Linked DNA regions of Homo sapiens: region 2 is linked to region 1. A link is a loop called in an ENCODE intact Hi-C map of the cell type or tissue named here. Cell type or tissue: endothelial cell of umbilical vein. All regions are shown on one strand.

The links. A loop is a pair of places that touch in the nucleus more often than their neighbours do. Peaks named below come from ENCODE experiments on the same cell type or tissue, not always from the same donor. Only the 100,000 strongest peaks of a DNase experiment are listed, where the experiment ranks them.
Region 2: it touches region 1 in a loop (9-fold over the local background); 10 of 110 quality-filtered maps call a loop at or near these places.

The regions. Positions count from the first base shown.
Region 1 is chr11:86,356,641-86,364,640 of GRCh38, reverse strand. LOC105369421 (a long non-coding RNA gene) reads left to right here. Exons shown (of 5, transcript XR_007062826.1): 3 at 4,314-4,427. Among named protein-coding and RNA genes, the nearest start is that of CCDC81, 14 kb to the left of the region's middle. RefSeq lists an enhancer at 7,458-7,992. In endothelial cell of umbilical vein, a CTCF peak has its summit at 3,678 (motif pointing left); a DNase peak (open chromatin) is centred at 3,660; H3K27ac peaks cover 302 bases.
Region 2 is chr11:86,415,563-86,423,562 of GRCh38, reverse strand. CCDC81 (coiled-coil domain containing 81) reads right to left here. Exons shown (of 15, transcript NM_001156474.2): 14 at 3,510-3,635; 15 at 457-989. The coding sequence ends at 848. Among named protein-coding and RNA genes, the nearest start is that of CCDC81, 45 kb to the right of the region's middle. In endothelial cell of umbilical vein, no CTCF peak of the experiment used is centred here; no DNase peak of the experiment used is centred here.

The DNA.
Region 1 (8,000 bases):
TAGCAAGCTCTCTGGATACGAAGTCAGCACATGAAAACCAAGTATATTTCTATATACTATCAAGAAATGATCAGAAAATGAAATATTCTAAAATGTAATTTATAGTAACATTAAAAAATCAAATATTTAGGAACAAATTTAAGAAGAGTTCCACAAGGCTAATAGTGAAAACTACAAAATATTCCTGAGAGAAATTAAAAGTGACCTAAATAAATGAAGAGCTATATCATGTGCATGAATCAAAAGACTCAAAATTGATAAGATGTCAATTTCCCCCAATTTGATAAGTAGATTCAATGCAAACCCAACCTATAAAAACCCACATAAAATATTTGGTCGACATCAACAGGATAAATCTTAAATTATATGGAAATGCAAAGAACCTAAAATAGCCAAGAATAATCTTTCAGAAGAATAAAGTTGAAAACTTTACTATCAGATTTCGAGACTAACTATAAAGCGGCAGTAATTAAGACAAGGTGGTATTGGTGCAAGGAGAGGCAAATAGGCCAATGTAACAAAACAGAGTCCAGAAATACCCTCTACATATACATCATTTAGTTTATAACAAAGGTGTTACTACAATTCAATGGGGAAATGATAGTGTTTTTATTAAATGGTACTTCAACAACTGTATATCCATATGGGAAAGAAAATAAACTCTAACTCACAACAAATCCAAAACTTAATTCAAGGTGGATCATATTCTCTAATGTGAAATCTGAAACAGAAAGCTTTAGAAGAAAACAGAATAACTTCATAACTTTGGGGTAGACAATGATTTCTTAAACATGACAGAAAAAGCTCTAACCTTAAGAGACAAAATTGATAAATTTGACTTCATTAAAATTGAGAACCTCTATTATCAAAATACATTAGCAGGAAATTGAATAGGCAATTACAAAGTAGGAGAATATATTTGCAATACTTATATCTGTTAAAGGATTATATACATAAATAACTCTACGGATCAATAAGAAAGCTTTTTAAATGGGCAAAACACTTGAACAGGCACTCTTCAGAAAAGAAAGATAAACAAACATCTACCTTATGATGCAGCAATTCTGTTCCTAATTATATACCCCCTAAAATAACATATGAAGTACATATGTCTGTAAAAACTTTTACAACAATATTTAAAGCAGCTTTATACTTAATAACCAAAACTTGGCAACAGCCTAAACATCCACTAGCAGGTGAATGTATAAACAAATTGTTATTTATTCATACAATGGAATATAACACAACAATAAAAAAATAAACTACCACTGATATACAGAACATAGATAAATCTCCAAAATATTATGGTGAGCAAAAGAAGAGAGACATAAGAGTACAAACTGTATGACTGCATTTATGTGAAGCTTAAGACCCAGAAACTAACCTATTTGATAGAAGTCAGAATATTTATCTCTGCAAAGTAGAGTATTGACTGGGAGTTACTACAAGAGAGCTTCCTTGGAGGCTAAAAAATGTTCTGTATCTTGATATGATTGGTGGTTACAAAAGTGTATGCATTTGTAAAAATACATACATACTTAAGATTTATTTATTTTACTGTGTGTAAATTAAACTCGAATTTTAAGAGTATAGAGTGGCAGTTTACATACTCTCTCTCTCTCTCTCTCTCTCTCTCTCTCTCTATATATATATATATATATATATTTTTTTTTTTTTTTTTTTTTTTTTTTTTTTTTCTAGACAGAGTCTCGCTCTGTCACCCAGGCTGGAGTACAGTGGCACGATCTCGGCTCACTGCAAGCTACGCCTCCCGGGTTCACACCATTCTCCTGCCTCAGCCTCCCAAGTAGCTGGGACCACAGGCGCCCGCTACCACGCCCGGCTAAGTTTTTGTATTTTTTTTAGTAGAGATGGGGTTTCACCGAGTTAGCGAGCATGGTCTCACTCTCCTGACCTTGTGATCCGCCCGCCTCGGCTTCCCAGAGTGCTGGGATTACAGGCGTGAGCCACCGCGTCTGGCGCAGTTTACATACTATTTGGCACATTCCATGCACAGGCTTTGTGCAGCATGCTCTTTGGTATCAGGATATTCAAAATGTAAACCTTCTTAATCCCATCTAGGGACAAAATATAGCATAGTGGCTAAGAGTTTGGGTCTAAGAGTCAATTATTCTTAACAAAAATTTGTTGAGCTCCTTATTATGTGCCAGGCTCTGGTCTGGGTAGTGTGGTAATAAGCAGCAAACACAACCAAGAGCTTGTCCTAACAGAGATCATAGTCTAGGAGGAGATACAGACAATACAAATATAAATAATATAATAATGTTACAAAGAAAAATAAGGCAGGACAATTGGATGCACAGTGAGGTGTCTATTTCAGATGGATTAATGTAGCTTCTCTAAGATTACATTTGAGCAGAGACCTGAATGACGTGAAGAAGCCAGCCATGAGAATCTTTAGTGGAAAACTAAACCCTAGGCCTTTAATTTTGCTATTCTGGAAACCCTGAGCAGGCTATTCGATTTCTCTGTGTCTCTGTTTCACCATCCATAAAATGTTTATTATTTCCAGATGGTATTAAGGATTAAGTGAGATATATGTAAAGTGCCAACACAGTATCTGACATATCATAAGGATACAATATATAATTATTGTGTAAATCATGGAATAAAATGCAAACAGAATGCATCAGTGTTATAGGGTAGGAGCTTTTGCTTATTCTTTTTTTTTGGTTTTTTTTTTTTTTTTTTTTTTGAGATGGAGTCTCACCGTGTTGCCCAGGCTGGAGTGCAGTGGCACAAACTTGGCTCCCTGCAACCTTCATCTCCTGGGTTCAAGCCATTCCCCTGCCTCAGCCTCCCGAGTAGCTGAGATTACAGGCACCTGCCATCACAGCCTGCTAATTTTTGTATTTTTAGTAGAGACTGGGTTTCACCATGTTGGCCAGGTTGGTCTCAGACTCCTGACCTCACATGATCCACCCGCCTCGGCCTCCCAAAGCGCTGAGATTACAGGCATGAGCCCCCGTGCCTGGACACTTTTGCTTATTCTTCTGTATAAATAGTGTAAGTGTTCCATAAGCATCTGAGGTTCAGTGTATTTAATGTAATACCAGTTTTGCAATGCATCAGTTTCAATACACCTCTAGCACAGAAAAGGACAAGAAAATGGGGAAGCTAAAGAGCAAGGACTGGCTAAGGAAAACTGAGTATTCTGAGGGATAGAATCATAGTTGTTACCCTAAACAGATGGCCCGCTTTTCCAAGGTCAGGTCATATGATGCAGAATTGAGACAATCCCAATAATAAGCTAAACAATTGAATAACCATAGTTAAATCCAAATCTGTTTGTACATTTTTCACACCTTTGTTCATTCTATTTCCTCCACCTGAAATACTGTCCATTCCCAGCCTACAACCTGTGATTCCTAGAAGGCAATGTGCTTTCTTAAGCCTCTCTACTTCTGGTGGTTCTTTCTTAAATTGGAATTCCCCTCCCAATCTCTATCCTGTCCTTGGGTGCAAGCCTCAACTGTGGTTAAGGACGCCCTCCCCTGCCTATCTGTATAGCTAGGTTAGGCGTCCCTCATCTGGGCTTGCATTTCCCCAATATTTCTTGAATCACTGTTAAGTAAAAGAGCTTCCTAAATATGCAAGTGTTTGGGAATGTCCTCAGGATCCTTGTCCTCCATTCTATACATAAAGCACCATCTGGTGGTGAAAGAAGATGACTATACTTCTAGGTCACCAAGATGTGTTTTCTGTTTTCTGAGCTTTCAGAGAGCTTTTAAAATCATGTTAGAGGAAAAAAGCCACACTGACTTGCATAGAGATGTACCTATTGCCAAAGAACAGTTTTTCTTGAGTGAATGTTTTCTGCTTTCTTGCTCACTTCCATTTTCTACCACCCTTCTCCCTGTTTCCTTCCATCCTTATTTCTCAATTTCTTTCTCCTACATTTCAACTGGCCCACTGAAAACACAGTTCTGGCCAGGCACAGTGGCTCACGCCTGTAATCCCAGCACTTCGGGAGGCTGAGGCAGGTGGATAACTTGAAGTCAGGAGTTTGAGTCCAGCCTGGCCAGCATGGTGAAACCCTGTCTCTACTAAAACTACAAAAATTAGCCTGGCGTGGTGGCGTGTGCCTGTAGTCCCAGCTACTTGGGAGGCTAAGGCAGGAGAATGGCTTGAACCCAGGAGGCGGAGGTTGTGGTGAGCCGAGATCGTGCCATTGCACTCCAGCCTGGGTGACAGAGCTAGATTCCACCTCAAAAGAAAAAAACAGTTCTGGTTGGCATTTGTTTTGTTTTGGCTGCCCTAAGAGCCTCCACATTTCCTTTTGGAATTCACAGATCTACATTGTGTGTAATCTTAGTGGGGCTGCCATTCCTGGTGACTACATTCCATTACCAAAGCCGAAGGAAACAGATCCTTGCCCTCCTTGACTCTGCAGGACCAGGGGCCAGGTATGTGACCCAATATCAGTCATCAGATGCTCTTTCTGGGGCTCAGACTGTTGAGCTGTTGACAGGCAGACAGCAGGAAAATGTGGAAGTTATTTCCACAGGGATGGTATGCACTTTTCACTATCTTGCTTTAAGAAAATTGCCTGGGTTCCTAATGGCCAATCCCCCAGATCCCTCTTGATTCCTGCCCATTTCCAGGTCTGATTGTCCTAGCTCCCATCACTCTGAGCATCCCAACAGTCTTCCAATAATTTCCTTCTGCTTCAGTTAGTCCAAATCAATATCTGTGGCCTTGTCTGCTTACAAGTTTATAAAACCACTAAATATCCAACTAGTGTGGTGGCATAAAAGGAGACTATCCACCCCTCCACCCCATTATCAGAGAATAAACTTGAGGATTAAAGAGAAACATTTAAATCCTAGCTTTAGTTAACCAGGTTGCTTAAGTAGAGCCATGTGCCGTTAATGTGAGGGTCCTTTGAAATGGAAACCAGAAAAAGGAAAGGACAAATGTCAATAGGAAGATTAGATGTTTCTAATGTAGATTAGATTGCAGAGTGATGGAACGAAAATTAATCCTCAATTAATCCTCATAATGGCACATTGATTTGTGGTACTTTAGGGGGAAACCAGCTGCAGCTGGAAAGCACTCAGTGGACTCCCCCTGTTCTTCAGTCTTTACAGAATCTCTCTCCCTGAAGAGACAAATGGAGACAAAAAAGCAGAAAGAATACATGTGTACATCCAGTGGCTATATTAAGCAAGAAAATCTATGAAATGCAAAAGAAACTAGGGGCTGAAACTTTATTCGGAGGGCTAAAGGGTGGTTTGTGTAAAAGAAACGGAGAATTGCTCCTGAGATAGCCTGTCATCTGATGGCTTATGAGGTGAGGTTCTGCCTTCCTCTTGCTTAGAGGTGGGGAGAGACTAGACCAAAAGCTGAATGCCTGATCTCTGCCTATGGACTCCAAGTGACTCAGGAATGTTCACTTGACTCTTTAGTAAAGAACAGCTTGAAGCTCTATAAAGGTCTAGTTTGTACACAGAGAAAACAACCTATTTGGATCAGGGAAGCAGAACCCCACTCCATATGGCTGCTGACTGGCCTCCCCCTCACTGTGGCTCACTATAGAGGAGAAGTGTCAGTAGCTGGAGAGATTGTAAGGCTGATTCCCTTTCTGACTCCCTGGGATATCCCTTTCTCAGAAATACAGAGAAACTGTCAACGAAAGAGTTGACACTAGAAAATAAGTAGGGCATACCCAAGGGCATACTCAGTCACTGTGTCAGAGGCGTTTGAACCAGAGTGACTCCATTTTGAGTGAGGGCTAGGAAAATAAGACTGGGACTTGCTGGGCTGCATTCTCAGAAAATGAGGCATTCCTAGCCTCTAAATGTTTACGGTTAAGGGAACAAATTAATAATGTTTCCTAAACAGACCCAGACTTGGGAGTGTCCAGATATCCTGATATCTGGAGAAGAAAGGCATTCCTGATTTTGCTTTAAAGATAATAGTATCAATTCTTGCAAAATATAGTAATTAAGAAAATTAATCCTTTATCACAAACCCTTGTAGCAGAGCACATCTCCCCGTATATACAAGCATTGTACCTAGGGTGGACGCATTCCTCTTCTGACTTTCAGGAACGTCCTACTCTTATCAATGGAGTAGCTGTTCTTTCACCACTTTATTTTCTTAATAAACTTGCTTTTACTTTGCACTGTGGACTCGCCCTGAATTCTTTCTTGCATGATATCCAAGAACCCTCTCTTGGGGTCTGGATTGGGACCCCTCTCCTGTAACAACTGGTCCTCACTTCAATGCTTTATTGGACTGCTTTTGTTATTTGAGGCTTGAGGGTGTTAGCAAAAAAAAAGTCCAACTCTGTGAAATATTTGACGTGGTTTATTCTAAGCCAAATATGAGTGTCATGGCCTGTGACACAGCCTCAGGAGGTCCTGAGAACATGTGCCCAAGGTGGTTGGATTATAGCTTGGTTTTATACATTTTAGAGAGACAGAAGTTATAGGCAAAGACATAAATCAATACATGTAAGGTATAAAAGGCAGGATATCTTGAAGCAGAGAGTGGGGGATGTGGGTGGAGGAGTTCTTCCAGGTCATAGATGCATTCAAAGATTTTCTGATTGACGATTAAAAGGATTAAGCTTTGCTTGAGAAATGGAAGTCGACATAAAGAAATGCTTAAGATAAGGGGGGTTGTGGAAGCCAAGGTTCTTTTTATTTTATTTATTTATTTATTTATTTATTTTGAGACAAAGTCTCTCTCTGTTGCCCAAGCTGGCATGCAGTGGTGCAATCTCGGCTCACTGTAACCTCCGCCTCCCAGGTTCAAGCGATTCTCCTGCCTCAGCCTCCCAAGTAGCTGGAACTACAGGCACACACCACCATGCCTGGCTAATTTTTGTATTTTTTAGTAGAGACAGGGTTTCACTATGTTGGCCAGGCTGGTCTTGAGCTCCTGACCTCGTGATCAACCTGCTTTGGCCTCCCAAAGTGCTGGGATTACAAGCACGAGCTACCTCACCACCTGGAAGCCAAGGTTCTTGTTATGTAGATGAAGCCTGTAAGTAACAGGCTTCTGGGAGAATAGATAATAAATGTCTGTCAGACCTTAAAAGGTATTAAATCTCTCCTGGATTAGGAAAAGACTTGTAAAGAGAAGGGGATTCTCTAAAGAATGCAAATTTCCCCCACAGGAGACAGCTTTGCAGGGCCATTCCAAAATACGTCAAAGAAATATATTTTGGGATAAAATACTTTGATTTCCTTTAGGGCCGCTGTCATGTGATGTTATACCAGAGTCAGGCTGGAGTTGGGTATCTTATTACTAACAACAGTCTGTTTTATCAATCTTATGATTTCTGTTTTAATGTTAATGCTGGTCAGTTGTGCCTTAACTCCAAAGGGAGGAGGGCATAACAAAGCATGTCTGGCCTCAACCTCCACTTCCCATCATGGCCTTAACAAGTTTTTTATTTGGGATCCCCTTGGCCAAAAGGAGTCCATTCAGTAAGCTGAGTGGCTTAGAATTTTATTTTTGGTTTACAAGGGTATTATTACAGGAAAGGGGTCTGGATCCAGACCCCAAGAGAGGGTTCTTGGATCTCCCACAAGAAAGAATTCAAGGCGAGCCCATAAAGTGAAAGCAAGTTTATGAGGAAAGTAAAGGAATAAAAGAATCTCTGCTCCACAGACAGAGCAGCCCTGAGGGCTGCTGGTTGCCCATTTTTATGGTTATTTCTTGATGATATGCTAAACAAGGGGTGGATTATCCATGCCTCCCATTTTTAGACCATATATGGTAACTTCCTGATGTTGCCATGGCATGACATTGTCATGGTACTGGTGGGATTGCAGCAGTGAGGACAACCAGAGGTGACTCTCATTGCCATCTTGGTTTTGGTGGGTTTTAGCAAGCTTCTTTAGTGCAACCTATTTTATCAGCAAGGTCTTTATGACCTGTATCTTGTGCTGACCTCCTATCTCATCCTGGGACTAAGAATGCCTTAACCATCTGGGAATGCAGCCCCACTTTGCCTAGTTCCTATT
Region 2 (8,000 bases), 59 kb before region 1:
TAGGTGATTAAAGGAAAAGGGAGAGTCTAAAAACAGGGTTAGTAAAAACAAGGTTGGGCATTACAAAAGTATGAAGATAAACGAAGAAAGTTTTTAGTTGAGAACAGCCATACCTTAACTGAAAGTCAGTCCTCTGACAGGGAGTTAAGTCCTCTTGAACAGCACCTACAGCTTAAGAATGAATGCAAGTGAAGTAGTGGGAGACTCACCTCACAGTGCACAGTTACTCCAAGGGTGTAGAAATAGCTGGACAAGGGAATGATATCTTGGGAAGGCCCACTAAAGTCCCAGGTATGTCATCAATGAGAAAACTCAGGGAGCATTGTTCTGGCCTCCTGGGGGTAAATAGTCTAACCCATCTCTGTGATATTCACACATATACCCCTCTGGAAAAGTCTAGGACTGGGGGAAGAGGGAGGGGTAAAATGTACCATTATGAATTGTCATGCACAGTCAGGCGCTTAAAAAATATTTATTATTGCCACTATTCATTACAGATGAAAAAAGTTTTGTACACAAAGTCATGGAGCAGCAGCAGGGCTGGGTCAGCAGCACCCCAGCAGCCATAATGAAGCTGGATCCCATTCCCAGCCCCTGTGCAGCAGGTTCTAGCCCTCAGGACCATTCAGACACCTTCACTGCCATCAGAAACTAGTATAGGAAATAATTGGGGGTGGGAGGAAAGCAGGAGTGAATTCAATAAGGGCTTAACAAGCAATCTAATGAAAGCACCAAACCTAAACAATGATTTTTTTCTCTGAGGTAAAAATACGCAGTTTCACAATCACCCCCAAACATGTAAAAGATAAAAACTTTCCCCGGGAAACGAAGAGCCAAACTTTGAGTTTTACACAAGCAACCGGGAGCCAGGCAGGAACTTGTTCAGGGGCCACAGGTTGCTCTCGCCCACGTTGGAGGTGCGCCTCTGGCATTGCTTGCAGCGCCGATACTTCTCACACTGGTCTAGGAGAAACAGCTTGTCTGAAGCCCTGAGGAGAGGAGAGCAAATGCCGATCAGCAGGTTCCTGGAGTTCCTGGAGGCCCAACTTGGAAGCTGGTATGGCAGGAGGTACACAAAAGAAAAGTGACACCTTGCGTTCTCTGCCTGTATGCTGCAGTTCACCCCATCCTGGCATCCCCTGCTTCCAGACTTCTGCTGGCTTGTCGTTCTCTACTAAATAAAAAGCCACGACTTGTGCCTTCACAACAGTCTGACCCTACCCCTCCCCAGCCTCAACCACCCAAGCCCACAGAGAACTTGCCGAAGGTCACACAGCCAGCAGACAGTGGCTCCAAAGCCTCTCTGTTGACTGCTTTCCCACGTGGATTACACCTCTACCTGTTGAGCTCCTGGGAGACAGTATTTGAGAGGCAGATCAACCATTAAGTTGCTGGTTATCAGCTAACAACAGCAGAGAGTTGAGAGGACTTACAATGAACTATCCCAGGAGGCCAGAAGCCTCTGGAGAGTTAAGGGCAGGAGAGGGAGTGGAGACAAAGAGGAAGACAAAAGCAACTAAAAGCAGAAATAAAGAGGCAGTAGTAACTGACTTTCCCCTTTGATGGTTTTTCTTCGTTACGCAAAACAGTCCCTCATGTGCTCCTCTACCCCATCAAAATTTCTCCATGGGTGGATTTTTTTTTTTTTTTTTGAGACTAGGTCTCCCTCTGTCACCAGCCTGGAGTGTGCGATCACAGCTCACTGCAGCCTCGACTTCCTGGGCTCCAGCGATCCTCCCACCTCAGCCTCCAGAGTAGCTGGAATGACAGGTGTGCACCACCACACCCAGCTAATTTTTGTACTTTTGGTAGAGATGGGGTTTCACCATGTTTGCTCAGGCTGGTCTCAAACTTCTGAACTCTAGCAATCCATCTGCCTCAGCCTCCTAAAGTGCTGTGATTACAGGCATGAGCCATGGCATCCAGCCAGAATTCTGTTTAAGAAGGATGATCGGCCGGGCGCGGTGGCTTACGCCTGTAATCCCAGCACTTTGGGAGGCCGAGGCGGGCGGATTGCGAGGTCAGGAGATCAAGACCATCCTGGCTAACACGGTGAAACCCTGTCTCTACTAAAAAACACAAAAAATTAGCCAGGCCTGGTGGCAGGCGCCTGTAGCCCCAGCTAGTCGGGATGCTGAGGCAGGAGAATGGCATGAACCCAGGAGACGGAGCTTGCAGTGAGCCGAGATCGCGCCACTGCACTCCAGCCTGTGCGACAGAGTGAGACACCATCTCAAAAAAAAAAGGATTATCAAGGGCAGTCTTAAAAGAAAAAAGAATAAACTACCTTGGAAGTGAGCAGGGGAAGACCTACCTGGCTTGGTAATGGAACAGAGTATCATGTGCTAACTGCATACATATGGACTTTGGTTTTACTTTTGCTTTATTTTCTTTTTGTGCCAACCAATTCCTTCTTGCTACTGCTGCGTGCTCAAGTCTCTGTCCACACTTGGCCTAGGTCCTCAGAGAAGTCTGCTCCACGATATACCAGGAGTAGATTTGTTAGCCTGCCACTCAACATTATTTCCTGTGTCTCCTCAGTCCTTTATCACCATGTTGGCCAAGCACTCTTCCTAGACACAACTAAAATCTCCCTGGCATTAATCTCACTGACTTTTACCTGCCTTCCCAAATCACTGAGAAAATTGAAATCCCCAACTGCCCTTTCCTCTCCTTTTCTCTAAGCCAAATGAGTCCACTTCTCCTTTGGAACCTATTTTCCACGTCATCACTCATACTTTCATTGTCACAAAATATGGGTTCTACTCATTAGAAAGACAGGTGAGAAATGCTTTACAAGAAAACCTAAAAGGAAAAGGAGAGTTACAGATCAAGATCCATTCTACAAATTTTATCCATGATTAAAAACTGATAATTGGCAATTTAAACTATTATTTTGGTATATTTGGGTTTTAATAACTTGATTGTATAGACTTGATCTGTTTCATCACATTTTTAACATGCTATAAAATCATACCTTACATTCGTATTTTAATTTTTTTTCAAGATGTAATACAACAGTAGTGATGTGAATATTTAAGCTGAGGATTGGGCAGGCATATAATAATTTCAGAAAGATGCTCTTGGTTGGCTCCATAATAGGCATCTTACTTTTCCAATTGCCAATCTTACAACCCCTGACCCTGCTCTTAAATAACGATTCTCTAAGCCTTGAAAACGTTCAGATTGGAAACTCACTCCCCCTACTTCCAAATAGTTATTTCCAAAGAGAATCTTCACTCTCCACAAAAAGCAAATAAAGCCACCCTAAGCAGAGGCAAATATTAGAGCACGGTTAGTAAATACCTAGCATACAACTCAGCATTCTCCAATCCCATGTCTGTAACAGACATTTCTAATCAATCACGGCAGTATTTCCCATGGAATACAGACTTGCTTTCTCCACAAGGTTCTCTAGGCAGCCACTGCTAATCAAGTGGAGTTCCACTTGAAACCTGTTGCTGTCCCACAAGGAGCAGGAGAATTTTGGGGTTCCAATCAGGCATTACCGTTCAAAAGCCTTGTCCTCCAGGTCTCGCTGCTTCTTCATCGCAGCACTCCTTTCCCAGTCCTCCTGTAAGCATTGGTTGACTCTATTTACTCGCTCCAGCTCAGCGGTTCTGTCTGCCAAGTGCCTGGAGAGAAAAGAACAGCCTGGCTCCATAATACTTGGAAGAGCATGCACCAAATTTGGGAGCCCCATTCCTTTTATGTTAAACAAAAAAAACCTTCTGGTTTTGTTCACTACTCTGAAATATACTAAAAAGCATGAACACTGTAAAAGCATACTGAAATTCCTAGCTCTCAAATAATTTATGGATCAAAGGTCTTTTATCTTCAATCCTGGTTTGATTTAATAGGATTGAAACCTTTTTCCAGTTAACAACTTCAACCTGTAAAACCATTAATTTCCTTTGAGGCTAATTTAACTTATCTGAAGAATCATCCCAAATGGATTTCCTATACTCTGTTTCTTTCCTTTTAGTCCAGCCTCTCAGCTGCCAGTACTCAGCCTACCAGTCACTGCAGACATATTACAAGGCAAAATAGATAGGTATACAAATGAAAGTCTACAAAAAGAGAAAATAAACACAAGTGACTAAGCAAGGGAAAAGAAAATAGAGAAAACATTAACATTGTGAAGAAGGCAAGAAAATAAAACAGGAATGTTTGGTGAAGGCCATGTCATCGAAGAAGTGACTGCAGTATAATCTCTGTCTTCAAAGGGAGATATTCCCAGTGTTGTGTTTCTATCACTGGTCTCCAAACACTCCATCACTACTGTTGTGAATCACCTTAAGCCTGGTTCTGATTATGTGTCTATTTCTTGCTAAACTGAAACCTTTGCTGTCAGTTCTCACTGAAATCTAGAAGGAGCTTCACAAAATGTAACTGTTGATGTAGCCTGCTCTGAAGGGCTTTGTGTTACAGGTACCAACGACCACTGGGTGTCAGGATCCTCCAATAAAAATCAGTTAATGTCCTCTATACTGTCTCACTTTTTCCTTAAACGGCACACCTTTTCATCTAACAAGCATTGATTGAACAGCTATTGTATGGTTATTATAAAGACTAAATGATACACAGGAAGTGCCAGTGCCTATCATGTAACTGGAGCTCAATGACTGAAGAGTACCTATTACTTTTTTCATAAGTTATTTTTCTTTTCGTAGATTTTTTTTTTGTGGTTTAAAAAAACACATAACAAAATTTACTATCTTAACCATTTCCAAGTGTACAGTTACTTAGTGTTAAATACATTCATGTTATGCACCCAATCTCCAGAACGCCTTCACGTTACAAAACTAAAACTACACCCATTAAACAACTCCCCATTTCTGCCTCCTCTAGCCCTTGGCAACCAACATTCTACTTTCTGTTTCTATGAATTTTACTTCTCTGGATAACTCATATAAGTGGAGTCATACAGTATTTTGTCTTTTTGTGACTTGTTTATTTCACTTAACATAATGACCTTGAGGGTCATCCACAGTGTAGCATGTGTTAGAACTTTCTTCCTTTTTAAAAGTGAATAACAATTCCATTGTACAGTGTATATATATACCCACACTACATTTTGTTTATCCATTCATCTGTCGGTGGACACCTGGGATGCTTCTACTTCTTGGCTGTTACAAAAAGTGCTGCTATGAACATGGCTGTACAGATATCTTTTGAGATCAGCTTTCAATTTTTTTGAATACATATCCAGAAGGGGAATTACTGGATGATACAGTAGTTCTATTTTTAATTTTTTGAGGAACCACCATACTGTTTTCCATAGCAACTGTACCATTTTATGTTTGCACCAACAGTACACAAAGGTTTCTACTTCTCACTAACGCGTGTTATTTTTTTTCATAGTAGCTATCCTGATGGATGTGACATGGTATCTCACTGTGATTGTGGTTTGCACTTTCATAATAATTTGTGGTGTTAATCATTTTTTCATTTGCTTGTTGGCCATTATTATGTTATTTTTTTAAGGATAGGTTAAAATAATTTTAAATGCCCAGAAAGTAAGAAAATGAGGCAGAGATTGTGCAGGGGACAACTAGCATTCTCACAACATTGCTGAGAAGCGAGTTGCTATGCCTTCTTAGAAATGTAACTGTCAGTTTCTGGTAATATTTCAAATGTATCATACATTAGCCAGGAGTGGTGGCATGCACCTGTAGTCCCAGCTACTCATGAGGCTGAGGCATGAGAATCACTTGAACCCAGGAGGCAGAGGTTTCAGTGAGCCAAGATCGCACCACTGCACTCCAGCCTGGGCGACAGAGTGAGACTCTGTCTCAAAAAAACAAAAAAAAAAAGGAAAATTAGATGTACCGTACATTGGACACAGCAGCCCCACTTTTGGGAATTTATCTGATAGAAACAAAAGAACCAGTATAAAAATATATATTAAAAATGTTTAATACAAAATATCTGGAAACAAAGTGAATGTTCATCAATAATGCAAAAGTTAAATTATTATACATCTATATTATAGATAATATGCTGCTATTAAAGAAGAATGAATCTCATATATATGTACTGAGTTGTATATGACATTGCTAGGTTAAAGAAAGATTAGTTTGCAGAGTAATATATAAGATCTCATAGACTATTTCATTTACAAAAGTAGAAGGAAAAATATATGTGCATATTGCTTAAAAAGGAAAAATTGTTTAAATTTTTTTATAAATAATTAAGGTTAATATGTAACCTACTTTTAAATTATTTTTTACAAAAAAAATTTAAAAAATTTTCCTATTTAAGCAATATGCACATATGTATTGGCTACTTAGTAGGGGAGATTATTAACCTTTTTTTTTTTTTTTGAGGCAATCTCTGTCGCCCAGGCTGAAGTGCAGTGGCGCAATCTCAGCTCACTGCAACCTCTGCCTCCCAGGTTCAAGCATTCTTGTGCCTCAGCCACCCGAATAGCTGGGATTACAGGCGCACACCAACACGCCCAGCTAATTTTTGTATTTTTAGTAATGACGGGGTTTCACCATGTTGCCCAGGCTGGTCTCAAACTCCTGGGCTCAAGTGATCTGCCTGCCTCGGTCTCCCAAAGTGCTAGGATTACAGGCATGAGCCACCGTGCCCGGCTAACCTTCAATTGACTTCTTTTAATGAGCATGAATTGTTACTTTTGAAAATAAGAGCAAAAAGAAAAAAAACAAGTATAAATAGCTTAGCAGTCCTGTCTGGATCACCCTGACTAAATTATCCCCTCTGAAAGAAAGTGGCCTTCTATGAGTCACAAGACAATCTGAGATCACATGTTAAGATGAACCAGAGAAGGACCAGGGAGTTGGAAAAGATAAGGGAAGTGAGAGAATCTGCCATAACCAGTAAAGAATATGTAAATAGAAAACAAGGATCTGACCAATACAGAAACAGGGATGTGTTCAGAGCTTTACAGTTTCCGAAAATGCTCTCACATACATAATCTCATCTAATTCTCCCAGTAAGGTTAGGAGGGGCAGATGTGATTATCCTTCTTTCTCATATGAGGACAATAAGGCTCAGAGACCTTACATGTGATCTGGCCCAAGTCATACAACTTAAAAGTGACACTTTAACCCTCCAAGTTTAGGAAATAACTAGAGAAGCCAACAGATAGAAGCAGAAGAGGAAGTAGCAATAGTCTTAGCAACAAATACAGAGGGTCCCATATCTGGCTATGGAAAGCACACTTTGCTTCCCACTATGGGACAAGTGATGGTGGTTCTGCTGTTATAAAACAGAAGCTAAAGAGGAGCTGAATGCTTACCTAAGGGAATAAATTTTTTTAAAAAATCAGTGGGAAAGACATCTTCCTTTCAGGCATGTTTAGGCTTTACAAATATATCAGATAAAGGACTTATATACAGAATATATAAAGAACTTTCAAAACTCAACAATAAGAAAAGAGTTTATAAAATAAGCAAAAGATTTGGATTGATACATTATACCCTTAACCAAAGAAGATACACGGATGGCAAATAGGCACATGAAATGATGTTCAACATCACTAGTCATTAAAGAAATCCAAATTAAAGCATGAGACACCACTATGCACCTGTTAGAACAGCCAAAATTAAAAAGACTGATCAGGCTGGGTGCTGTGGCTCACACCTGTAATCCCAACACTTTGGGAAGCTGAGGCAGGAGGATTGCTTGAACCCTGAAGTTCAAGACCAGCCTGGGTAACATAGTGAGACCCTGTCTCCCCAAAAAGTTTAAAAATTAGCTGGGCGTGCTGGCACTCGCCTATAGTCCCAGCTACTCCAGAGGCTGAGGTGGGAGAACTGCTCGAGTCCAGGATGTTGAGGCTGCAGTGAGCCATGATCATGCCACTGCACTCCAGCCTGGGTGACAGAGCAAAACCCTGTCTCAATCAATAAAATAAAATAAAGACTGATTACACCAAGTTCTGGGAATGATGGGGAGGACTAGAACTCTCATATGCTATTGGTTGGGAATGTAAAGTAGTACAGCCACTTTGGAAAACACTAAAGTGTCAA